Linked DNA regions of Homo sapiens: all the other regions are linked to region 3. Evidence: read pairs that join two places in POLR2A ChIA-PET (ENCODE). Cell type or tissue: CD4-positive, alpha-beta T cell. All regions are shown on one strand. Each heading gives the region's core, and the rest is flanking DNA. Links, peaks and the distances in the headings are about the cores only.

Region 1 (4,468 bases), core at 193-4,192, 55 kb before region 3:
ATCCTCTAGCTCCTGCTCTCCCATTCAACAGACTTGGGGATCAGGGTGGCCCTGCCCACACCCAGCCTGTCTTGTCACTCTATTTCCCCCATTCCGTCCCCACCCCACCACCACTGCCCTAGCTGTGTTCTCACCTTCATCTGCAGAGGTCCCCTGTTCAGCCAAGGCAGAGTCTTCAGTGGGGGCCAAGGGCTCGAGGGGAGGTGTGGGGATGGGAGTAGGGGGGCTGAAGCCTGGCTCAGGGGGTAGCACGGTGATCTGGGTGCACTTGCCATAAAGGTCCACGACGGCCCAGACACGAGGGGGCAGGCCTGTGGCAGCCACACCGCAATCCCGCCCATTCACCCAGAGCCGAAGCTCCCCAGCAACTGTGCGCTCCACGCCCACGCGGTCCCCTTCACCAAGCTGGTCCAGGTCCTGACCATACTCCTCCAACACAGAGCGTCCATCTCTCAGCACAGAGCAGCCCGACACTACCCACGAGCCCCCCTTCAGGCCCGTGGCACTGCTTGGAAAGTCCAGCACACTGGGGTCCAGCGCTGTCACCCCAATCTCAATGGAGCCGCTCCAGGAGTTGACCTGGGATAGGGGTATTGGACAGAGGCTTAGAATGGGCCACCCCCCATTCCACAGGCCACCATATCTTCCCACCTCTCAGACAGCTAGCTGGCTTTCTGTCTCTTGGAACACTAATCCAGAGATGCAGACAGTGATTTTCTGGACTCCGTCTTGGTAATTATTTGGGCTTTCCTTTAGCAACTCTGCTCTCTACTCAGTGTTTACTAAACCACTCCTTTCCAAGCCAAGCACAAATTCCTTGGTTCCAACCTCCTGCCTCCTCTAACTTTCCTTGTCTCTATGGCTCTCCAACCATCCAAATTCTCCTACTTCCTATACCCACACCTCTTGCTCTTGTGTATCATTCATTCCTTTCCCCTGGCCTAATTCTCTCCAAAGATCAGGCTCTACCCAGATTCAATCTCCTTCCAAGTTCTTTTTCTGTGAGCCTGGCCTCTTCACTGAATCACACACACCTCCCTCACCCTGGATCTTTCTCCTCACCTATCTTTCTGGCACAGCCTCTGTCCTTCAATGGTTTGTTCTGTTTTTTTGAGACGGAGTCTCACTCACTCTATTGCCCAGGCTGGAGTGCAATGGCATGATCTCAGCTCACTGCAACCTCTGCCTCCCGGGTTCAAGCCATTCTCCTGCCTCAGCCTCCAGAGTAGCTGGGATTACAGGCGCACGCCACCATGCCTGGCCAATTTTTGTATTTTTAGTAAAGACGGGGTTTCACCACGTTCACCAGGCTGGTCTCAAACCCCTGACTCTAGTGATCCGCCCGCCTCGGACTCCCAAAGTGCTGGGATTACGTTTGTTCGTTCCTTGGCATCTTTCTTCACTTGCCATCACATCTCTGACATCTCTCCATCCTCCATGCCCAAGAAATTGTACCAGGAGGTCTGTTCCCAGCCATTCTAGTGGGTTAGCCCTCGTGTCCCTTCCCTGGTTCTGGATCTTGAGAAAACTCAAGCTCTTAATGTCATCTTCAAACTCAATGTTTCTGCTTCATGCTGTCTTCCTGACCGCCCCCTGGTGCTCTATGGTCTTTCTGTTCCCTCTCGGTGCCCGGCAATGTGGGCTACCCTGGCTGTCCTACCCCGTCTCCCTCTAGACGCCTCCCACCACCCTCCACATCTCTGTTCCGCGGTACCAGCGCTGCACCTTGCGGTCGATGCGGACGGTGAAGACGCGTCCATCGCGCAAGGGTTCTCGGCTCAACACCAGCCCGTGGTTAAACTCCTGGCCCGGCTGCTGCCGCCGCGCCGTACGCCCACAGGCCGACAGGCTCACCAAGCGCCCAGTGCGCGGGTGCAGTTCCCCGCCGCTGCCCAGACCCCCGTTGGACCCCGGTCCTGAGCCGCTCCCGCTGGGGCCCCCACCCCCGCCCGGCCCCGGTCCAGGGCCTCCCCCAGAGCCCCCACTCCCACCCGACCCTGCCGCCATCTCCGCTGACACCGGGGCAGCGCGACAGCCGCGCTTGGCGGCACCGTGGCAACCGCGTCGGGCAGACAGTCCGAGGGATACGACCGGGGGGCTGAGGCCAGGTATGCTTTACGGCACTGCCGGGCAATGAAGCAGCCCGCGCTAGGAGCTGGGGACGACCACGATGAGAACAGAAGGACACGGGGTCGGGAGCCTCGCTTTACGGCATAGCGAGGTGACGGAGCGGCTCCGAGGGGGACGAAGACCTGGGCAGGGAGCTTTTGCGACAGTGGGAGAAAGACACGCCCACCGCAGGCATCTTTACGACGGTGGGGTGCTGGAGCCCAAACACTTTCTGCTTTGCGACAGCGGCACCGACGACCCCGCCCTCGCTAGGGGGCGGTGACACCTTGAAGCACTCGCTTTACGGCAAGAGGGGGTGTCTCCCCTCGGGATGCAGGCTCCAAAGCAGCGTGAGCCGAGTCTGGAGGACCCAGAGAAGCGGTAGTGAAAGTCTCTTCCCGCCACCCGACTGAGGACGAAGTGTCTTGCAACAGTGCGGCAGTCCTTCCACTTTGCCTCACACCTCTTCTGATTGGCTGAGCTAGCCGACTGGCGGGGGTGGGGGAAGCTCGCTGATAGTTCAAGTCAAGCCCAGCTTCAACTCCAACTCAACCAAACTATTCCATGTTAAGACCACAAAGAGTCTAAAGAAGTCCCGACAGGCCGTTTCAAGCGACAGCGTTGATGACCCCAAAAGATCTCCCTTAGAGCTATTAACAAGCCCCCTGCCCAACTCCCCGAAGCTCAAGCTCAGGCTGGAGGACCGTGAGGTCACAGTCGAAGCTCCTGGCCTGGCCCCCTGACTGGGATTGGCTGGTTTGGATGAGGGTGGTGATGGAGAAGGGCGGGAACAAATTGCCCAGACAAAGAAAATCTTTGGGTGGGACACAAAGGAAAGGGGCGAGCGGAGGGACCCCCAGCCCGAGTCTCTATATAGTCTTGATTCCGCCCGCCGCAGCTCTGGAGCAGGGGAGAAGTGGACCCGGGACTGAGCCCGAGCATCCCCGGCCGGCAGCGGTGGGGGCGGGGCCAGGGGCGGGGCTACGTGGAGCCGGGAGGCGGGTCAGGATCGCTGAGAGCAGCCCCCCAGTGGGGCCATGGAGAAGGTGGAGTCCCTAGGGGCTGCTGGCGGCCTCAACCGGGATTCCCCTGGAGGGGCAGCCAGAGGAGTGCCCGCAGCGGTCACAGGAGTCGAGGCAGGCGCTGGGCAGCCCTCCAGAGTAGTCTTGTTTCACGGTTCTGGGCCCCACGTGCACTCAGGGGGCTCCGTAACTCATAGTACTGGTTCAAGCTGTCCCTCCGGGGGGATAGTGGTCCTTGGTTCCGGGCCCAGTCAGCACCCAAGGGAGGCTGCGAACCACAGCCTTGGGTCTGGCAGGAACCCTGGTGGATTCAACATCCCCGGGCCTCGAACCAGTGTATCCAGGGCTTCCAGCCCCGGGCCTGGGGGACCTGCAGGGCAAGAGGTAAACAGCCCCGGGTGCAGTCCGCACTCTGGGCCAACTTGCTTGAACCCCCAAAACTCCCAACAGGACCGGCCCCGGAGCATCCTACGAAAGAACAGCTCCAACTTGATGCAGAAATCCCCCAATGTGGAGAAGTAAGGAGCCCAGCTCTGCGGGCAGCCAGCCCAGAGTCGGGAGGGTTCAGGACACCTGAGGGTGGGAGCCAGAAGGAAAGGGGCAGAGCCTTAAGAATGAAGAGTTAGAGTAGGTGAGGGCAATTGAGTGGGAAGTCCGAGGTTCCAGGCTTTCGGGAGAAGAGCAGGTGCCCCATAAACCGTGGCTGCACAGGACTGTGATTATCATTAAGTCTGACCCCATCCCCAGCCTCAACAAGGTATAAGAAACCTGTTTTGAGTCGGAGTGGTGACTCATGCCTGTAATCCTAGCACTTTGGGAGGCCGAGGTGGGCAGATCACCTGAGGTCAGGAGTTCGAGACCAGCCCGGCCAACATGGTGAAACCCTGTCCCTACTAAAAATACAAAAATAAGCCGGGTGTGGTGGCAGGCACCTGTAATCCCAGCTACTTGGGAGGCTAAGGCAGGAGAATGGCTTGAACCGGGGAGGCAGAGGTTGCAATGAGCTGAGATCACACCATTGCACTCCAGTCTGGAAAACAGAGCAAGACTCCATCTCAAAAAACAAACAAACAACAACAAAAACTGTTTTGAATGCCACGCAGGGTAGCTCATGCCTGTAATCCCAGCACTTTGGGAGTGCGAGGCAGGCAGATCACGAGGTCAGGAGTTCAAGACCAGCCTGACCAACATGGTGAAACCCCATCTCTACTAAAAATACAAAAATTAGCCAGGTGTGGTGGCGCACGCCTGTAATCCCAGCTACTCAGGAGGCTGAGGCAGGAGAATCACTTGAACCCGGGAGGCAGAGGTTGCCGTGAGCTGTGATCGTGCCACTG
Region 2 (4,000 bases), core at 1-4,000, 71 kb after region 3:
CCCACCACCATGCCCAGCTAATTTTTTGTATTTTTAGTAGAGATGGGGTTTCACTATGTTGGCCAGGCTGGTCTCGAACCCCTGACCTCAGGTGATTCGCCTGCCTCGGCCTCGCAAAGTGCTGGGATTACGGGTGTGAGCCACTGTACCCGGCTCAGTTTTGGACATGTTAAGCTTGAAATATTTATTAGACATCCAACTATCCAAGAGAGGTTGAGTAGGCAGATGGATATATATCTGGCATTCAGGGGAGAAGTCCAGGGTGGACATACAAATGTAGGAATGATTTACATGCAGATGGCCCTTCCAAAAGCCTGTCTTTTTTTTTTTTTTTTTTTTTTTATGATGGAGTTTTGCTCTGTTGCTCAGGCTGGAAGGCAGTGGTGCCATCACAGCTCACTGCAGCCTCCATCTTCCACACTCAAGCAGTCCTCCCAACTCAGCCTCTCAAATAGTTGGGACCACAAGCATGCGCCATTGTGCCTGGCTAATTTTTTTTTTTTTCTTTTTGTAGAGGTTGGGCAAAGTGGCTCACGCCTGTAATCCCAACAGTTTGGGAGGCCAAGGTGGGTGGATCACTTGAGCTCAGGAGTTTGAGACCAGCCTGGGTAACATGGTGAAATCCTGTCTCTACAAAAAGTACAAAAATTAGCTGGGCATGGTGGCGTGCACCTGTAGTCCCAGCTACTCAGGAGGCCGAGGTGGGAAGACCACTTGAGCCTGGGAAGTGGAGGTTTCAATGAGCCATTATCATGCCACTGCACTCCAGCCTGGGTGACAGAGCAAGACCCAGCCTCAAATTTGTTTTTGTAGAAAAGAGGTCTCCCTATGTTGCTCAGGCTGGTCTGAAACTCCTGGGCTCAAGCAATCCTCCCACCTTGGCCTCCCAAAGTGCCAGGACTACAGGTGTGAACCACTGTGCCTGGCTGTAGAAATCTGTCTTTGAATGGCCTGGAAACATGGTCACTGATTATGCCATAGAGCTTTCCTTCAGGCAAGTCTAATCCTTCTCTCTTCCCCTCTGCCCTCCAAGGAGAGAAGATGGGGCTCTCAATCTTTGCCCTGCTGACCCTTACTGTGTTCCTGCTGCTGCTGGCTGACAAAGTACCTGAGACCTCACTATCAGTACCCATTATTATCAAGTACCTCATGTTTACCATGGTCCTCGTCACCTTCTCAGTCATCCTTAGTGTCGTGGTTCTCAACCTGCACCACCGCTCACCCCACACCCACCAAATGCCCCTTTGGGTCCGTCAGGTAAGAAAGATCTCCTCCTCCAACCCCAATTTTCCTTTTACAGACCATAGGGAGAACTATAGCTATGTGGCAGAGTGTTGAAGTGTCCAAGCTTGTTGAGTGTTGAAATGTTGCACAGTTAAGCTAGCCCCCATCATTATCATTTCACAGATCCCATACTCTCTTCATCAATACTGCCCATCTCGGGTCCCAGGGAAATATTCTTAGGGTTAGGTACTATCAGATTGGAAGCCCTCTCTTTCCAGTTGGGATACCTCCCAACCCACTAAATAGCTTTTTTTTTTTTTTTTTTTTTTTTTTGAGATGGAGTTTTGTTCTTGTGGCCAGGCTGGAGTGCAATGGCACAATCTCAGCTCACTGCAACCTTCACCTCCCAGGTTCCAGCGATTCTCCTGCCTGAGCCTCCCAAGTAGCTGGGATTACAGGCACCCGCCACCACGCCCAGCTAATTTTTGTATTTTTAGTAGAGAGAGGGTTTCACCATGTTGGCCAGGCTGGTCTTGAACTCCTGACCTCAGGTGATCCACCTGCCTTGGCTTCCCAAAGTGCTGCGATTACAGGCGTGAGCCACCGCGACAGGCCCAACCCACTAAAGAGCTCTTAGGTCTGTGTGGCTGCATTTCCTTGTGTAGCTCGTTTGTGGAAGAATATGCACGCACATACTCACGCGCGGGAATGGGCATGTGGAGTGGGGTGGTTGGCTGTTTCCCTTCTGGTCTGAAAGCATGAAAGCCCCCACCAATACGCCTCTTCTACTCTGCAGATCTTCATTCACAAACTTCCGCTGTACCTGCGTCTAAAAAGGCCCAAACCCGAGAGAGACCTGATGCCGGAGCCCCCTCACTGTTCTTCTCCAGGAAGTGGCTGGGGTCGGGGAACAGATGAATATTTCATCCGGAAGCCGCCAAGTGATTTTCTCTTCCCCAAACCCAATAGGTAGGACTACGCCCGTTACCCACATAAGAGGGAGAGGGAGAACTACAGTTCCCAGAAGAGTGTGCGGAAGAAGCGGCCCATGCTCTCGGAAGACGCTGTGGTTGAGCATCATGGGAGTTGTAGTACTCCTGCTGCTCACTTTGAGGGGAGGTGGGAACTAAAACAGAGGCGGTGGAAGAAGTTGCACAAGGCTAGAGAGATCACTGCTGGAGGGAAAAGCATGATGGGCTCTCGGGTTTTGAGAACTGGCAAGTTGTTGGAGGCAGCTGGAGCGGGGCCTGGGTCGCCGGCACTGGCTGTCTTTGCGTTTGGGCGTGGCCAGTCACTCCTCTTCCAGGTTCCAGCCTGAACTGTCTGCCCCTGATCTGCGGCGATTTATCGATGGTCCAAACCGGGCTGTGGCCCTGCTTCCGGAGCTACGGGAGGTCGTCTCCTCTATCAGCTACATCGCTCGACAGCTGCAGGAACAGGAGGACCACGATGCGGTATGTCCAACGGGGGTGGAACAAGGCCAGGTCTAGGCGACCTTGGCCCCACCCCCAAATTCCGCACCAGCACTCGCTTTCGTTTTTTTTGTGTGGTTTTTTTTTGGCTTTTTTTTTTTTTTTTTTTTTTTGAGACAGAGTCTCGCTCTGTCGCCCAGGCTGGAGTGCAGTGGCTCGATCTCGGCTCACTGCAACCTCCGCCTACGGGTTCAAGCGATTGTCCTGCCTCAGCCTGCCGAGTAGCTGGGACGACAGGGGCGCGCCACCACGCCTGGCTAATTTTTGTATTTTTAGTAGAGACGTGGCTTCACCATGTTGGCCAGGCTGGTCTGAAACTCCTGACCTCAGGTGATCCGCTCGCTTCGGCCTCCCAAAGTGCTGGGATTACAGGCGTGAGCCACCGCGCCCGGCCTCGCTTTCGTTTCTGATTGGACCTCTCCCTCATTTGGTCCCACCCCCTGCTTACCTACTGGTTCTTTATGCCCATGCATTGCCTGCAGTCTCGCTCTCCTGTTGGCGCTGCCGGCTGTTGCCTCAAACCAGTGGTAGGAGGACTCAAGCGGGTAGCGGGCGGGGAAATGGGGGGGTTTCCCTGGGGGTCTGGGCCCAGAGCTCAGGAAGTTTCCTTTGCCTACCCACAGCTGAAGGAGGACTGGCAGTTTGTGGCCATGGTAGTGGACCGCCTCTTCCTGTGGACTTTCATCATCTTCACCAGCGTTGGGACCCTAGTCATCTTCCTGGACGCCACGTACCACTTGCCCCCTCCAGACCCCTTTCCTTGAAGACTGGAGGGTTGAGACCCAGGCCCCCTGCCAGTTGAAGTGAGAGTTTGGTGATACTGTCAAGCCCTATCCTTCTCTGCCTCTTAACTCCTTCACGAGGAATCTGGGCCTCTTATTTCGTTTCTGGGGACTGCATTGGACTGAGGGCTGGGTAGGCAGGTGTCTTGGACCCACCTGAAATGCAGTATCATCTGATTTACTCTTTGGGATCTTGAAGAAGCTCTTTTGGGTATCAACACCTAGGTCGCCAGTGAAATAGAACACAGAACAGGAACTAGATTATAAGCCTTATGAGGTCAAGAAATGTGACTTGGCCGGGCGCGGTGGCTCACGCCTGTAATCCCAGCACTTTGGGAGGCCAAGGCGGGCGGATCACCTGAGGTCGGGAGTTTGAGACCAGCCCGACCAACATGGAGAAACCCTGTCTCTACTAAAAATACAAAATTAGCCAGGTGTGGTGGTACATGCCTGTAATCCCAGCTACTAGGGAGGCTGAGGCAGGAGAATCACTCGAACCCGGGAGGCAGAGGTTGCAGTGAG
Region 3 (4,391 bases), core at 392-4,391:
GCTCACGCCTGTAATCCCAGCACTTTGGGTGGCCGAGGCGGGCGGATCACGAGGTCAGGAGTTCAAGACCAGCCTGGCCAATATGGTGAAACCCCATCTCTACTAAAAATACAAAAAATAGCCGGGCATGGTGGCACGCGCCTGTAGTCCCAGCTACTTGGGAGGCTGAGGCAGAAGAATTGCTTGAACCCGGGAGGCGGAGGTTGCAGCGAGCTGAGATCACGCCACTGCATTCCAGCCTAGATGACAGAGCGAGACTCCGTCTCAAAAAAAAAAAAAAAGAGGACATGTATTTGGGAGTCTCGGCCATGTTTTGCAGTATATCTGTAGGTCTCAGTGTGTGTGTGTGGCAGCATGTGGGAGGCAGTGTACCTTCGTGTGTGTGCGTGCTCTACCTACATGTCTGAGGTATGGTGTGGTTGTCATATCTGAGCATCTCCAGTGTGTGTGGTAGGCAAACATGTCTCATGTTGGAGGAAGGGAGATGTCTCATGTTGGAGGAAGGGAGATGTCGTCTCAGGTGTGTATGAGTGAGTTTGTGCCACTGCGTAGCTCAGGTCTAAAAGGGCAGTGTTTCTGGGTGTCCGGGTGTGTGATGTGCCGTGATATTTCAGAGTCAGGATGGTAACATACCTGGAGTCTGTAGTAGGAGCAGGCAGTATGCTAAAATTGCAGGTGTGAGCAGGGCAGGTTACTCAGCGGTGAAGGGACAGAGTACCCGGATGCCTGGGCACGGGGAACATTCTATCTGGGATTTGTGTGCGTGAGTGGCAGGGATCCTGGCTGTCTCTGCTGTGTCCCTGCCTCTGTACCTGAGTGTTTCTAATGACTTGCAGGTGGAGCTGGAGACCTGGTCTCTCTAGGGCCTACCCTGAGCTCACCATCTGAAGGAGAGTGCCATCATCCTTAGGAACTCCTTCTCCAGACATGCTTCCTGAGGCTGGCTCCCTGTGGCTACTGAAGCTGCTCCGGGACATCCAGTTGGCCCAGTTTTACTGGCCCATCCTTGAGGAGCTTAATGTCACTCGGCCAGAGCACTTCGACTTTGTAAAGCCTGAGGACCTGGACGGCATTGGCATGGGCCGGCCTGGTGAGGGACCCCTGCCCCGAGGCCCTGGTCTCTCTGTCCACAGCCTATCAGTTGCCTTCCCCCACCACAACCCTCTTCCAGCCCTTTTCTTCCCTGTAAGTCTCTCCGCACTCTTCCCCACACCCACCTCCACTCCAGCCCTGATTCTGGCCTCCCACAGCCCAGCGCAGACTGTCCGAAGCTCTGAAAAGGCTACGTTCTGGGCCTAAGTCTAAGAACTGGGTCTACAAGGTGTGTGTTGTAGGTGGGCAGCTTGGGCCTGGGAATGAGGTGGCTTGAGGGGCAGGGAGGGGGGCGCAGGGCTCTGCATACCGGATTTCCCATCCCTGTTTCAGATCCTTGGAGGTTTTGCCCCTGAGCACAAGGAGCCCACCCTGCCCTCGGACAGCCCACGGCACCTCCCTGAGCCAGAGGGGGGCCTCAAGTGTCTGATCCCAGAGGGTGCTGTTTGCAGAGGGGAGCTGCTGGGTTCAGGCTGCTTCGGTGTGGTGCACCGAGGGCTGTGGACGCTGCCCAGTGGCAAGAGTGTGAGTGTCCAGGGAGCCCGCTTCATCCAGGCCAGCTGCCCCCTCTGTTCTTCATGCCCGCAATGCCTAAAGGCGCTTCCCCCCACCTCCAGGTCCCAGTGGCTGTCAAGTCCCTCCGGGTAGGTCCCGAAGGCCCGATGGGCACAGAACTGGGGGACTTCCTGCGAGAGGTATCGGTCATGATGAACTTGGAGCACCCACACGTGCTGCGTCTGCACGGCCTTGTACTGGGCCAGCCTCTGCAGATGGTGAGCAGATCCAGCCGCTGGTTCCCGGGACAGCCGTGCGGCAGGAGCGTGGGCGGCCAGGGTCCAATGGGTCCGGCTCACGCGGCGCGGTGTTCCCTCCTGCAGGTGATGGAGCTGGCGCCACTGGGCTCCCTGCACGCGCGCCTAACGGCCCCGGCCCCGACACCCCCGCTGCTCGTGGCCCTGCTCTGCCTCTTCCTGCGGCAGCTGGCGGGAGCCATGGCGTACCTGGGGGCCCGCGGGCTGGTGCACCGAGACCTCGCTACGCGCAACCTACTGCTGGCGTCGCCGCGCACCATCAAGGTGGCTGACTTCGGGCTGGTGCGGCCTCTGGGCGGTGCCCGGGGCCGCTACGTCATGGGCGGGCCCCGCCCTATCCCCTACGCCTGGTGAGAGCGGGTCCGCGGGCGGTCGGGCTCTGAGCCGGGCGGATCCGGAGGGCAGCAGCCGAGGGAGATCGGAGGGGGCCGGGCTTCTGAGGGAGGCTTGGACCAGAAGGGTTATCCTCCTAGGCAAAGAGGACTTTTGTGAAAGATGGGTGCACTCGGGGGTGCTCCGTGGAGGGTGGGCCTCCAAGGAGCACGTGTCCCGCCCCTTTCAGCTCCACTTCCTTCGGCAGGTGTGCCCCAGAGAGCCTGCGCCACGGAGCCTTCTCGTCTGCCTCGGACGTGTGGATGTTTGGGGTGACGCTGTGGGAGATGTTCTCCGGGGGCGAGGAACCCTGGGCCGGGGTCCCACCGTACCTCATCCTGCAGCGGCTGGAGGACAGAGCCCGGCTGCCTAGGCCTCCCCTCTGCTCCAGGGCCCTCTACTCCCTCGCCTTGCGCTGCTGGGCCCCCCACCCTGCCGACCGGCCTAGCTTTTCCCACCTGGAGGGGCTGCTGCAAGAGGTGGGAACCCCCGACCTCACCAGATACACAGTCCCTCTTCCCTCCATTCGCTCTCCCAGGGTTCCATGCGAAGACTAACACATCTAGATGTCTGTGCTGGGCTCTGGGACTCAGCTCTGAGCAAAACAGATGCAGTCCCTACCTGCAGGGAGATCAGAGCCCTGGGGAGGCAGCTTGGGGCTACACAGATGCAGACTGAAAGGCTGGGGTCTGTGTCTGGGCCAGGAAAGGGGCATAGAGGAGACAGCACTCAGTTGCAGTCGTGTTGACACGCAGAGGAAGAGAAGGGCTCAGCGTGGGAGGGGAAAATAGAAATAATGAAGCCGCAGGCCGGGCGCGGTGGCTCACGTCTCTAATCCCAGCACTTTGGGAGGCGGAGGTGGGCAGATCACCTGAGGTCGGGAGTTCAAGACCAGCCTGACCAACATGGAGAAACCCCGTCTCTACTAAAAAATACAAAATTAGCTGGGTCTGGTGGTGCATGCCTGTAATCCCAGCTACTCGGGAGGCTGAGGCAGGAGAATCGCTTGAACCTGGGAGGCAGAGGTTGCGGTGAGCCGAGATCACACCATCGCACTCCAGCCTGGGCAAAAAGAGCGAACTCCGTCTCAAAAAAAAAAAAAAGAAGAAGAAGAAGAAGTAATGAGGCCACAGAGAGAGCAGGAGCTGTGTCATGGAGGGCTTTGCAAGGCGTGTTAAGCTAACACGTAGAGCACTTGACCTGTGCAGGACACTGCACTGTGCACTTTACATGGGCGCTTATGCAGATTCGCTCATTTAATGCTCTCAACCACTGGATGAGGTAATTATTATTAGTAGTATTTTATTTTGAGACAGTCTTGCTCTGTCACCCTAGCTGGAGTGCAGTGGTGGGATCTTGGCTCACTGCAACCTCCGCCTCCTGGGTTCAAGCAATTCTCCTGTTTCAGCCTCCCGAGTAGCTGGGATTACAGGCGCCTGCCACCACGCCTGGCTAATTTTTGTATTTTTAGTAGAGATGGGGTTTCACCATGTTGGCCAGGCTGGTTTCGAACTCCTGACCTCAAATGATCCACCTGCCTTGGCCTCCCAAAGTGTTGGGATTACAGGCATGAGCCACCGTGCCCGGCCTGGATGAGGTAATTATTATCTCCATGTTACTGATGGGCAGTTGAGGCACTGAGAGTTTAAGTGACTTGCCTAAAGTCACATGGTAAGTGGAGGAGTTGGGATTTGAGCCAGTCAGTTTGACTTCAGAGCTGTTCCCTAAGCTGCTACACTCTACCACTAAAGCTTAGTCTTTACTCTGAAGGCATTTGGGAGCCAGGGAAGCCTATTAGGCAGGGGAGTTACAAGCCACTCTCACCATGACGGCACTCTGATGTGGCGCAAGAATGGATTAGAGGGATGATGCTGAGGCTGGGAGACCAGGTAGGCAACAGTGGCTGTGAAGCAGAAGGGAGATGAAGAGGTCTGGATGAGGGTAGAGGCGGTGGGGCTGCAGAGGAGTGGAAATTTCCCAGAGGGGCTTGGGAGGCTGCTCTGACAGGCCTGGATGTGGAGTGAAAGCAGTGTACAGGATGACGCTCCTGTTAGTCCCCCCAGGTAGAGCCAGGGCCCTCCTCTCTTGCTCCTTGAGCCCTGACCTGTTTGTCAT

The links. ChIA-PET counts read pairs that join two places held together with the same protein. Peaks named below come from ENCODE experiments on the same cell type or tissue, not always from the same donor. Only the 100,000 strongest peaks of a DNase experiment are listed, where the experiment ranks them.
Region 1: POLR2A ChIA-PET joins it to region 3 with 13 read pairs; 13 of 35 experiments call an interaction of 5 or more read pairs at or near these places.
Region 2: POLR2A ChIA-PET joins it to region 3 with 12 read pairs; 11 of 35 experiments call an interaction of 5 or more read pairs at or near these places.

What each region holds. Positions count from the first base shown.
Region 1 is chr17:7,327,306-7,331,773 of GRCh38, forward strand. NEURL4 (neuralized E3 ubiquitin protein ligase 4) reads right to left here and starts at 2,030. Exons shown (of 29, transcript NM_032442.3): 1 at 1,726-2,030; 2 at 135-579. The coding sequence starts at 2,007. RefSeq lists enhancers at 1,303-1,962, 1,945-2,239, 2,175-2,354, 2,385-2,434, 3,315-3,464 and a silencer at 1,735-1,974. In CD4-positive, alpha-beta T cell, for the core only: no CTCF peak of the experiment used is centred there; DNase peaks (open chromatin) are centred at 1,726, 2,356, 2,836, 3,156 and 1 weaker place; H3K4me3 peaks cover 2,203 bases; H3K27ac peaks cover 2,052 bases.
Region 2 is chr17:7,453,264-7,457,263 of GRCh38, forward strand. It overlaps CHRNB1 (cholinergic receptor nicotinic beta 1 subunit), which reads left to right. Exons shown (of 11, transcript NM_000747.3): 8 at 1,034-1,257; 9 at 2,021-2,193; 10 at 2,531-2,678; 11 at 3,320-4,000. The coding sequence ends at 3,460. Among named protein-coding and RNA genes, the nearest start is that of CHRNB1, 10 kb to the left of the region's middle. RefSeq lists enhancers at 2,428-2,929, 2,457-2,536, 2,617-2,776. In CD4-positive, alpha-beta T cell, for the core only: no CTCF peak of the experiment used is centred there; DNase peaks (open chromatin) are centred at 2,288, 2,718 and 3,178; H3K4me3 peaks cover 2,236 bases; H3K27ac peaks cover 1,802 bases.
Region 3 is chr17:7,382,000-7,386,390 of GRCh38, forward strand. It overlaps TNK1 (tyrosine kinase non receptor 1), which reads left to right. Exons shown (of 13, transcript NM_003985.6): 2 at 837-1,090; 3 at 1,251-1,321; 4 at 1,426-1,617; 5 at 1,710-1,865; 6 at 1,971-2,254; 7 at 2,485-2,755. The coding sequence starts at 928. Among named protein-coding and RNA genes, the nearest start is that of TNK1, 3.1 kb to the left of the region's middle. RefSeq lists a silencer at 2,154-2,413. In CD4-positive, alpha-beta T cell, for the core only: no CTCF peak of the experiment used is centred there; a DNase peak (open chromatin) is centred at 2,192; H3K4me3 peaks cover 1,538 bases; H3K27ac peaks cover 1,188 bases.